3 separate regions of the Homo sapiens genome follow, and regions 2 and 3 are each linked to region 1. A link is a loop called in an ENCODE intact Hi-C map of the cell type or tissue named here. Cell type or tissue: mammary epithelial cell. All regions are shown on one strand.

What was found. Peaks named below come from ENCODE experiments on the same cell type or tissue, not always from the same donor. Only the 100,000 strongest peaks of a DNase experiment are listed, where the experiment ranks them.
Region 2: it touches region 1 in a loop (8-fold over the local background); 6 of 110 quality-filtered maps call a loop at or near these places.
Region 3: a loop joins it to region 1, with 5 times the contacts of the local background. A loop is called at or near these places in 12 of 110 quality-filtered maps.

The regions. Positions count from the first base shown.
Region 1 is chr11:59,133,730-59,137,729 of GRCh38, reverse strand. FAM111A-DT (FAM111A divergent transcript) reads left to right here. Exons shown (of 4, transcript NR_110184.1): 3 at 1,449-1,673; 4 at 2,142-3,758. Among named protein-coding and RNA genes, the nearest start is that of FAM111A-DT, 7.1 kb to the left of the region's middle. In mammary epithelial cell, a CTCF peak has its summit at 1,641 (motif pointing right); no DNase peak of the experiment used is centred here.
Region 2 is chr11:58,903,696-58,907,695 of GRCh38, reverse strand. It overlaps a transcript of GLYATL2 not described here and a transcript of GLYATL1 not described here. Among named protein-coding and RNA genes, the nearest start is that of GLYATL1, 34 kb to the left of the region's middle. RefSeq lists an enhancer at 1,813-2,312. In mammary epithelial cell, CTCF peaks have their summits at 1,544 and 2,095; DNase peaks (open chromatin) are centred at 1,745 and 2,315; H3K4me3 peaks cover 1,099 bases; H3K27ac peaks cover 964 bases.
Region 3 is chr11:58,962,138-58,966,137 of GRCh38, reverse strand. All of the region lies in intron 5 of GLYATL1-AS1 (GLYATL1 antisense RNA 1), which reads left to right. Among named protein-coding and RNA genes, the nearest start is that of GLYATL1, 25 kb to the right of the region's middle. In mammary epithelial cell, no CTCF peak of the experiment used is centred here; a DNase peak (open chromatin) is centred at 2,387.

The DNA.
Region 1 (4,000 bases):
GGTTTTGGATAAATATTACCAAATTACTCAACTACTAGCAGGAAAAGGTGATGTTCACTTCAATTTGAGGTCAAAAGTGTTGTGAGATCGGGATTCCTAGGATCCAGATCATAGACTCCAGCTCAGTCAAAGACCTGGAAGGCAAAGAACCTCTATGAGAGTAATGCCTTCATAAGGAGCCTTCGTTTGGACTCTTAAGGGGGTGTCGGCCCCATCAAAACTCCAGAGGCTGCTAGCCTTCCTCCTTCCAGAAAAGGGAATAACCACCGCGCCCATCCTAGCTGTGGCCCGAGGTTCGAGCGCCCAGGGCCGCAGGGACTAGTAGGGGCACGCGGTCTGCAGTGGCCTCCATCTTCCTGGTACCTCAGGAGGAAGAAACCCGCCCCGCTTTCCTCCAGACCTCACCGCCCGAATGACCCTCCAAGACCCTCTCAAGGCGCCCGCTGTGCTCCTTAATTCGGAGGCAGCCCCTCCACACCTGTGGGTAATTCTCATCAGGTGGGAGGAGGGACTGAGAAAAGAAATAAGACACAGAGACAAAGTATAGAGAAAGAAAAGTGGGCCCAGGGGACCGGCCCTCAGCATACAGAGGACCCGCACCTGCACCATTCTCTGAGTTCCCTCATTATTTATTGATTACCATTTTCACTATCTCAGCAAGATGAATGCGGTAGGAGGGCAGGGTCATAGTGAGGAGAAGGTCAACAAGAAAACGTGAGCAAAGGAATCTGTGTCACAAATAAGTTCAAGGGAAGGTACTATGCCTGGATGTGCACATAGTCCAGATTTATGTTTCTCTCCACCCAAACATCTCAGTGGAGTAAAGAATAATAAAGCAGCATTGCTGCCAACATGTCTTGCCTCCCACCACAGGGCGGTTTTTCTCCTATCTCAGAATTGAACAAATGTACAATCGAGTATTATACCGAGACATTCAGTTCCCGGGGCAGGCAGGAGACAGTGGCCTTCCTCTTATCTCAACTGCAAGAGCCTTTCCTCTTTTACTAATCCTCCTCAGCACAGATACTTCAGGGTGTCGGGCTGGGGGATGGTCAGGTCTTTCCCATCCCATGAGACCATATTTCAGACTATCACATGGGGAGAAACCTTGAACCATACCCAGCTTTCCAGGGCAGAGGTCCCTGCGGCTTTCCACAGTGCATTGTGCCCCTGGTCTATAGAGACTGGCGATGAATTTTACCAAGCATACTGCCTGTAAACATTTTGTTAACAAGGCACATCCTCCACAGCCCTAGAGCCGTTAAACCTTGATTCCATACAACACATGTTTCTGTGAGCTCAAGGTTGGGGCAAAGTTACAGATTAACAGCATCTCAGGGCAAAGCAATTGTTCAGGGTACAGGTCAAAATGGAGTTTCTTATGTCTTCCTTTCTACATAGACACAGTAACAGTCTGATCGCTCTTTCTTTTCCCTACAACCTCACAGCCCAAATGACCCTCCAAGACCCTCTGGAGGCACCCGCAGTGCTCCTTAATTTGCAGCTCTACAGAATGAGACCAGCGTGGCAGCCCCCTTTCAGGACAGCTCCCGAGACGAGACGCGAGAGCAGCCCCTAAATCTCACCCAGCAAAGCCGTTTCTTCCTAACCGGGCTGGGGAGTGCCGCGCGCTGCCAGCAGATGGCGACAGAGGATTAGCCTGCGGAAACCGGGTAAGGGGAGGGCGGAGCTGAGGTGAGAACCCACATCCCTCATGCCCAGTGGCAGCAGGACGTGGAAATGGTTTGCCCAGCCCTCACTTCTCTTGGACAGAGCTTGAGCCTTCTGGGAAACTGCTTTTCCCTGGCTGAGTGATTAGCGGGGGTGTTAAGTTGGGAAGCTGGACGTTCACTTCCATGTGCTCCTCTGAGAACCATCTGTTGGTCTGATGGTGCTAGATCTGAAGCTGGTGAGCCTCTTGGGGCGGCCTCAAGGGCTAACAAGATCTCAAATGCCCTTCTCTCCATCATTTGTGGTATCCTGGATTATTGTGAAAATGTATAGGGATTCCTGGGGAAGAGTTAAGGATTAAAATATAAAGGTTTAAATATAAATAACTTTATATATATATGTTTTTTCTTGTAAACCAATATGTTATATAGTAGGAAGTTTAATTCCTTAACTTTGGTTTTTCTCCCTAGCCTTTTTATAGCCAACAAGAGCAAAAGCACACTGCAATGTCCAAACGAATTGCAGGCGTTTTCTGCTCCCTGAAGCCTGGGAATTAATTTATATACTCAGTCCCTTTTCCCTTGGCTGGCCATTGAAGTAGTTGAACCACAGGATTGGACTGTCCAGAATCATTAGCCAGAGTTCACTGTGAGTGGACGTCTTTTAGTTCTGCTTCAACGCTATAACCAACCTTTACCAAAAGCAACAACAAAACAAAAAACTGCAGAAACCAATGAGTTCTGTTCACAAAGGATGGCTCCTCATGTCATCACACCGGCAAGGAATGGACGAGCCTCTGATTTTTCTCTTCTTGGCTGACTTTACAAGGTTGGATGCAGTCCATGAGGATCATGCAGCAAAGACAGAAAGTGCTGGAGAAGCCCAACCTGCAGGGCCTCACCTTTAGCTGGTTTGTGTGGTTCCACTTCATGTAGCTGTTGGAACACCAGTCTCTCTAATGTGCTCTATGGGATAGCTGTTACCTTCCACTAATTTATGTCTAATACCTATAAACCTAAAGTATCTTTTTAAAAATTTTATTCCGTCTTTTTGGAGGAAATTTTTGTGCATGCCAGATATAGTGTCAAGCATTGGGATTGCTAAGATGAACGTAACATTGTCCTCACCACCCATTAAGTCACAATCTAGTAGATGAGTAAAAGTAAAAAAAAAAATTAAAAAAAGAGTTATAACCATAATACAGAAGTGAACAGGTTGCAGTGGTAGCACAGAGAGGGCTTCAGGGATGCTGTCACAGAGGTGGTAACATTTGAGATATAGATTCCAAATTCAGATGTGTTTGCTGTTGCAAAATTCCAGGGTCTATGTGCCCAGTTCCTGAACATTCCAGTGATAATTTTTACCTAAAATTTAGGTGGCAAATGAATCTTACTATAACCACTTGGAACCACTGTGTTTCTGGTCCATCTTGTGAGGCCCATCTTTGGTTCAGAGGGATGGAGGCAGAAGTCATACGGCAGGTAAGCTCAAGCAGTGATACATGACAGGGCTTTCAGAACTGGGGCCATGAAGAGCAGGCTTTATTTGCATGCTGTTTAAAAACAAGATTTTACAACTGATTTACCCTATTAAACACTTCCATGAATAACTCAGTGGAGATTTATTTGCAATAGTAGGATCAGGTGATTTGAAATCTTTAGTGTGTGTGGTTGTAGCAGGAGGAGTACTGGGTTCCAGCATTTAATAAGAGGACCCATGGTTTTATGAAAATGTCCAGAGATATAATTTTGGTTAAGGTTATACCTCATCTTTGGTTGTACAGTTGTTTCTTTTAGTTTCAGTACAATCTAAAACAGGAAATGTCAATTCACATGGTCTGGTAGAGAAAGAATGACTCTAATGCTCTACTATTCAGGTAGAAATGAAGAAAGAAGGGTGATCACTTCCATGAGCACTGTAAGCCCTTGAATGGGCTTATAGGCAAATACTTATAGTTAAAATATGTAACTCCCATTTTAGTATTGGATAGAATACTGTCACATTTTTTCTTATTAAATCTACATTTTTACCATCTTTCTTGATTGATTTTGCCAATAAAAGTTCCTTACCTTTTTATAAAAGTCAAAGATTGACATTCATTTTTCTGTAGGAAATTTTGTCTTGTAGAAAAAATTAGAAGCCAAAGATAATATAACCTTCCTCCAAAGAGACTTTACCATTAATTTTTGCAAGCAGCTGGGTGGGAGTCACTTGTAGTCCTAGATTACATTAACCTAATTTAGATTGAGGTGATTTCAAATTGACTTGTGTCCCTGTGAAGGCTGAGATATTTCTGGAACATTTTTATTCCTTGGGTACAACAACTTTT
Region 2 (4,000 bases), 230 kb after region 1:
ATATCTAGTCAAAAATCAGGAAGTATTTAAAACGTGGAAAAAATATGACCCACAATGACTAGAAACATCAGTGAATAGAGACAGATCCAGAAGTGAGAGAGATGATAGAACTAGTAGTCAGGAACATTAAAAGTCATTACCTTGAATTTCTGGCCAAAATGGAGTAACAGGGACTGGATTTTCCCCTAGCCTGAAAACAAAACAAAACAAAACAAACAAAAAAGAGCGAAATACATGAAATAATGGTTTGCAAGGAACTAGACATCATGCAATTAAAGATGGTGACAACTGAGATGCGTCCTAAATTCCACTCCAGCAGACTACCGTGAGGGATTCCAGGCCAGTGTCGCAAGGAAGGGCAGCAAGACAAAGACAATTGGAAGTCCAGATTTCAGAAGACAAAGCTGAGAGACCAAGGTGACAAGAGATCACAGGCCACAAACCTGGCGGGTGACCTGCAGAGGCAGAGAGAGAGAGACAGAAAACTCAGGATATATGAAGAGGTTTCCCCTAAAGTATTCAACTGTGTACTGATCAGAGCCCCGGCTGAGAAAACTTTCCAAGGCCAGGAAAGAACCACCCTAAAACTATTATGGTGTAACTTTCCTCCAACCCTCTCCCTGTACCTCTGTTAGGGATCCCCATTTCCTCATTTCTAAATTAAGGAGTTTGGCTCAGATCAACCTTTTATTGTTCCTGTGAATTGGCTCCTCTGAGCTTTTTAAAAAAGGATTCCACATCCCACCTTCACAGACTCTGATTCAGTATGTCGGGGTGTAGCTATGGAATCTGCACTTTTACCTGCCTCATCCCACAACCCCCGCCTCAAATGAGCACCGCGTTGTTTAAACAACCGTCTATGTGGCCACAGAATGACCTCAATGCTTTCCTAAAACTCCAGAACCTATGAAGGTAACCTGTGCTTGCAGCTGTGCTTGCTTACAGAAACAAAGGCTGGATGTCAGTAACCACCGTGCTACAAGATGGGAAAGAGCTCAGCAGCGCTACCCTAACATGAATCTTTGCTAATTACCATACCTAAATCTCTGCCCCGGGGAGAAATGCACCTTGCTAGGCACATGTAGTGCTGTGGTGCAACAGAAAGAATGAGACTGCCACATTCAGGTCTTCCTGGAAAGCCCCACCTCTTTCCAGGAATCCTTGTCCTCAGTCTCCACCTAGGAGTCCTAAAAGACCTTAAAAAGCACCCCCTCACTACACCCCAGGAACTTTGAACAGGAGCTCTCCTGTTCCATTCCCTGATCAGTGAATAAAGTTTCTGCTCTGCTTAACCGAACCTGGTCTCATTCTATGGGTGCAAAGGGCACCAGGGAAGGAAAGGATCCACCAGGGTCAAACGACACTCTTGAGATTCAGGAACACCCAGACGATCTCCATGTATCTTTTCAGGAGTAACACTCTTGGCCTTTGAAGCTGAGAGGCAGGAAGGGAATTACCACAACGGGCGGGGCCCAGCTCCCCATCCAAAACCTCCTTGGTTTTGGGCTGAGATCCTTCTGTCTACTGCCCCTGCCGGCCATCCACCTAACTCCGGGTCCGACCCAGAACCAGAAAAACCACTCAAAGAACCGGCGAGCCTGACCAGACAGTGCACGTGCTAGTGCCCGCTGCTCCCGATTCGCAGGTGTTGGGAAGACTTCTCTCTTGCCTGTCTAAGCTGAACTTTTCCCGCCTGGAAGAGCAGGCTGGCGCGCGGGAGGGAGCCTGGGAATTGACACTCTCGCTGGCCAATGGACGAAGAGTCTCTGGAGGCTGTTTTCTCTCATTGGATGGAAATGATTCATCCTCTCATCCACTTTGGAAGCTAATTCGCATCACTCCAGACAGTGATTGAAGAGAGGAAAAGGGATGAGAGTGCACGCCTGGGCGCACGCGCTCGCGGGCGGGTCAGACGGCCAGGCCGAGGGGACTGCGCGCCCACCCGCCCACCCTCCCTATTTGTCCAGATGACCCATCCCGGTCCCAGCGATCCCCTCCCCCGAACCACTCGGTCCACAGCCAGTTCCCGCGTACCAGGATAAACTAAGCAGTCACTGCCCTGCTTCTTCCTGCTCATCGGCGTCCCCTGTCTCCCAGTGGAAGCCAAGGAGGGGTTGCGCGGCAGCCGGGTGGGTATGGGAGATGCCTGGCGGTTTCGCGCTTTTTCCGCCTTTTGATTGCGAGTGGGAGCAGCGCGCTGAGGAGAGCTGCAAGGGGAATAGCCCGCCAAGGTGCTTCGGTGTGTGGCCATTGCTGCCCTTCTGCCGCTGATGGGTCGGCGGCGGTGGCGGGACGTGCATCCAGGCGGGATCCAGCGGCAGCAGCAGAGAGAGCTCCACCCTGATGATGCAGAGGCCCAGCTTCCAGCTGACTGCAAGTCGCAGAGCAGGCTGCACCCGCGTCTGCGTGAGGTCTAGAGGGACTTGGCCTGCTCCGCAAATGATCCAACTTCGTGGAGGGGCTGGCGAACACAGACAATGCCAGTCTGGACGAGGAAGGGGCCAGCACTGCTTAGGCCTGTTTCCCAGGACGCGCATTACTGGGTGCGGAACTTTACCCCTCAGATGAAGAGTATTTAGGCCTGTTTCCCAGGAGGCGCATTACTGGGTGTGGAACTTTACCCTTCGGATGAAGACTCCAGAGTTGGGTATCTCCAAAGTGATAATCAAGTAAGTGCTTTGCATGGGGCTTGAGAAAACATCTTACTGTTTAAGAACAGAACGTCTTACTGTCTAAGAACATGAATAGAAGGAGATGCCTTCAGTATTGAGTGTTATTTTTGAGAAGTTGGTCAAAGAAGGGGAGAAGATGGTGGATTAATAGATGATGGTGAAAATTATTTTGTAACTCATAGAAGGACAGATGTTTATGTAAAAGTTGATAGTTTTGGTGGAATCATGAGCATGTTTCTGAACTTAATGTAAAATACACAGAGACTCCTGAAATCACTTAAATTACACGGGTCTTGTGGTGTTTGGAAAGAGCAAACTTTAGAAGTGTAATTGTAAAAATAATATCAAACAGAAACAGGGAAGAGAAAAACGTAAAGACAGCTTTCTCAAATCGCTGTTATTCTTGAATCATCTGAAAGCAGTGCACATGACTGGCACTAATATGCATCGGAGAGTAAATCATTGCACAAGGAGACTTGATCTTCTTTTCATTGTAGAATCTGGAGGAAAAAAGCTGTTAAAAGCAAGAGGTGGTAGAGAATAGTATTGTCGAAAGTTTCTGACATCACTGGAGATAGAGAATTTTCCCTGGAAAAAAGTGCTCCTTAGGGAGGAGCATCTGCACATTCCATTAGCATAAAGCACCTGGTCGGCCATATGAAGAAGTCTGGATTTTGTTATAAATATGAAATTTATTTTAAATGGAGGATTTGTAGCAAGGAGTAATATAACCTGACATATTTTTAAAAATCTCTCTGGCAGCTGCGTGGGGGACAAACTCTAGGAGGACAATAGGAGGTGTGGAAGGGAGAAGATGGCTAAGAGTATATCCCAGGATTGCAAAGATGTCGGAGCCCAGCCTCAGACGGTAATGGTGGAGGTGTTAGAAAATGCTGAATTCCACATTTATTTTGAAGGGCGAGCCCATGGAATTGGCTTGTGAATGGGGTTTTCCATAAATAAGAGAAAAAGAGAGCTCAATATGATTCTTGGGCTTTTGACTTGAGCAACTAGAAAGATAAAGTCTGCATTAAGTGATATGGGGAAGTCTGAGGAAGGAGATGCTGTGTGTGCCAGGAGTGATGAGTGTGTCAGTAATTCTACTTTTGATATATTGACTTGGAGATACTAATCCACTCCAACTGAAAAATAAGGAGAGAAGTGGACACTCAACACATGCGGGTGAATGCCCAGAGAGCCTTAAGAAGGGGCAAGAGGCTGAACTTGGGAGAGAAGAGCATAGATCAAAATAAAAGACACACAAAAGGAGAAAGAGAGGGAAACTAGGACTTATGATGGTAATGTTGGCCATTAACTGAGAATTATTT
Region 3 (4,000 bases), 170 kb after region 1:
TGTCACGGTGCTGCAGAGATTTTGTTTATGGCCAGTTTTGGGGCCAGATTATGGCCAGATTTGGGGGCCTGTCCCTAAAAAGAAATGTAATTAAAGTACAGAGAAAATTAAAAGGGAGAAGAAAGTTCGTGGAGAGATATCAGAGCAAATGATAACTACAAAAGTCTGCCTTGTTTCCCAGACCCCTTGTCTCTTAGGTGCCCTATATTTTACCTCCCAGTGAACCAGTCTTGCCCCTTTGTAATGGCACTCCAAGCAGCACTGCCACACACCCAATTCCAGAACTTCCCTGCTCCTTGAGCCTAGGAATAGTCATGCTTCTAATTCCTCTTTACTTGCTCATCACTGGAGTAGCAACTGAACCACACGATTAGAATAAGTAACATGATGTCATTTTTGGTAGCAATCTTCCATTTCTTCCTTATGTATAAAATTGAACCTCACAGAGAAACTAACTGCCTAGAGCTATGGGTCCAGAGTAGAGCTCTAGCTTTGCGTTTCTCTTTGCAGCTGTGCTCTGAGAGATTTGATGCAATCCCACTGCAATTTGACATCAGCGACAGCGTAGGGGTGCTCAGGGAATCTTTTGAGCCACCAACGAAGCCTCACTTCCAGCTAATACTTATATGGGGCTGTGGAAGTTGTCTCACATTCCTGGGGACAGTGTTTGCCCTGAAAAGGAACGTTCACTTGCCACAAAGCATCTTGTTGGCTGGATTTGATTATAATGTGACAAGAATTCTTTTGGCCACATAACTGGTGGTTGGGTCATTTTGTGTTTTTCAAACCAATAAGAAGAAAAGGCCTCTTACATGGTCAGGAGAGGTGGGAATGGATGAAGCACTAAGGTCAGGTCTGGTGAAGTTAGGGAATAAGGCCAGCATTTATGGAAAGTGATTTCCCCATGAACTCCTAAAAGATGCTCCTGAACCCTAACAGTAGGCTGATGTCTGTATTTAGAGTTGCAAACAACATGTTCTGGGAATACAGAGGAAGGCACCACTGCCTCTAACTTGCGAGTATATCACAGAGAAAGATTTATATTTGGGCTTGATGGATGAGAGATGAGTAGGAGTTTGATAGAAGAGAAGAAGGGAACCATCTGGATGTACAATGGAAGAAGTGGCAGGAAGGGCTAAGGAGAATTGGCTTCTGGGGATGGGTTAGAGATAAGGGCCTGGGCACCACATTATGGAGCTTGCAATGGGGTATGTAAAAGCTTATATGGGATGCTCGTTTTCTCTCCTCCCATGGGTTCATAGAGGGCTCACCTCACTCACTCTTGCTAACAAGCTGCCCTCATTTTAGAGAGAGCTGGAGTGGGGTCTCTAACCCTCCAGCAACAGCTTAGGAGCCAGACTTGAAGCCCTGACAGCCAACACTTTCCATATAGACCCTGTTGTCCATCCTATCTTAGGAAGACAATGCACTCAAGAGGAAGGTAACATCTACCTTCGGACTCCAGAGGCTCCAAGGAGCCTCTCTCTCTCTTCAAGACAGGCTTCACCTCCACCTTCATACAGTGGTACTGGGAGATGAACAGGGGTAGGGCGATCAAGATTTAGTTCAACCTGTAGTTCCAGTCGGGTGGTGCTTGGTAGTTGACTCATTTTGGTCCCATTTGATATTTGCAGCCACCTGCTGGGATAGGTGTAACTGTTGCTCCTATTTCACAGATTAGGACAGGATAGTTTGCTAGAGGTCAGAGGACGAGTTGCGGGAGGGAATGGTTGTCAGTTAGGTTTTTAACCTTAGAGCCTCATGTTTTCTTAGGATCTTGCAGGGAGACCTTGGGCAAATTCCTTTTCCTCTTGGGGGGTCTTCATTACCTTTTTGTAAGTTAAAGAGTTCTGCCAGTTTGTGATTCTCTGTACTTTAATGTTCAAACTTATCACTTGGATAGGTTTTTTAAAATGGGGATTCTGGGTACCCCCAATATATTTAATTTCTCTGGGGTGAGGCCGAGATTCATCTTCGCTGAGCTACATCTGTAGAGATTCTGTTTTGATACCATTGGTTGGACTGTGGCTCGGTAATTTGCATTTCTCCAAAGTGAGTCCAGTCAGCTGGTCAACCGCCCCGCCTGTCTCTCTGTGACCCCTTCCGGGCGTCCGCTCTGCTTCTGTACTTGCATCCTGTGGGAATGAGATTGGCGCAAGCAGCCCTCTTTTAGTACCGCCGGGGGCACGCTAGCCAAGCCTTTAAAAACCACGCCGAGCCCTCGGTTTGCAGGTATTCAGGGCAAGCTAAGGCGCGTTTCCGCGTTTGGTATGTTCCCGAGTGCGGCCAGCAGATGACGAGAGAGAACTAGCCAGCAGAATAGGAAGGGGCAAGGAGGCCAGGAAGAAAAGTGGCGGGTGAAGATTGACATTCACTAAAACCAATGGTAGCTTCCGTTCTCCGACTCCCAAGCTTACCTTAATGGTTGACATCCATTAAGGCCAATGGTAGCTTCCGTTCTGTGACTCCCAAACTTCCCATTCTCTTAAGAGGCTGCGTTTGTGGCGCTAAATGGAAGGATGGGCGTGGGGACATGTGCTGGGACATGTGCTCGCTGAAGATACACCTGTTAGTCCAAGGTTGCTGCTGCTCCTAGTGGCTCAACCCTCTTTGACAATTAACCTTCCTCTCAGTTTATTAAGGCTGCCTCAGCTGTGTCTAGGCAAACCTACCCCCCATCACGCTGGGTTTTTGGAGTTTTTTAAAGCGTCGCGGGGTAAAGCCAGCATTACACTTTTCGTTTTCTTAGCAGATAACTATTTCTGGTGCTAACAGCGGGGAGCTGCCGGGCGGGAGTAGGGGTGAAGAGAGAATAGGGTGAGAGATAACAGGTGTGAAGCGTCCCTTAATGCCAGGCATCCTGCTTTGGCACTTTTTATAGGTTTGTCTCAATTATCTTTTTATTTAATTCATTTTCTGTTTCACAGATTATGAAACTTCAAGTAAATTGCCCAAGGACAGCCCTTGAATAATTTTAACTTCTGTCAAACGGCAAAGCCTAAGGTCTTTTATCTTGCAGAGGCTGCTTTGTCAGGATTTCAATGCATGCAGGTCCTGCGAATCGCTGTTCCTCACTCACTGATCCATCTCGCTGTCCACGCATTCATTCACCCATTCATTTCTTAGGAGCTCATCTGCAAGGTGTGGGGCTAGTTGCTACTAAAAATAAAAAAGAAAAGGGACTCTGCTATAAAGTAGAAGAGATTTTTTTTTGAAAGATTTACACAGAATTCCGGTGCTCAGCATGGTTTCGATCTTTCCCCCCAACATACTACTGATACTTATTATGTTCCACATAATATGATGGATTCTGAAGATACAGAGATGGGTGAGATGTATCCTTGCCTATCAGGAGCTCCTTGCCATAGGCAAGAGTAATCTATGAGCTTTAATTTTACATACCTAATTTTTAACGATTTGAGCATCAACTATATATATATATATAGTTTTGAAATTAACATATTAAATAAATATCAGGCACATTTAATTTCTTATTTTTTAGATGAAGGTGAATCTAACTGGTGGTTCAAGTATGTTCTTTGTTCACCCTAGTGGACCATCTTGGGTGCTTCCTGGAGTGCTTCCTCAGACTGCAACCCTACCCCCCTGGTATGTGCTTGGCTCTCTTCATTCTGCAGCACTCTGTCAAATGCCAGGCTTTTAGGGAGGCCTGTTCTGACCCCTTCCTGTTTCCTCTCCCTTTTATCTTCTCCTATCTGGAGGCTCTTTTCCTATTTATTTGTTGTTCTTTCTCCCTCCATCATCTTCTCTTCCTGAATCCTGTGTTGTTTTTTCATATACTACATCTCAGTATGTAGGAAATATGTTTACTGGGTTTTTTTTTTCAAATTTTTTTTCAGTTTCTCTCTCCCTGCTCCAGAATGTAAGCTTCAAGAGGGGCAGTGAAGAGTTCTTAACACCCCTCACTGACTGAGAAACAGTTGGGGATCGAGGGAGACAGCTTTGCCTGGTACATCCTGAAATCCCCTGAGGTGGGGGA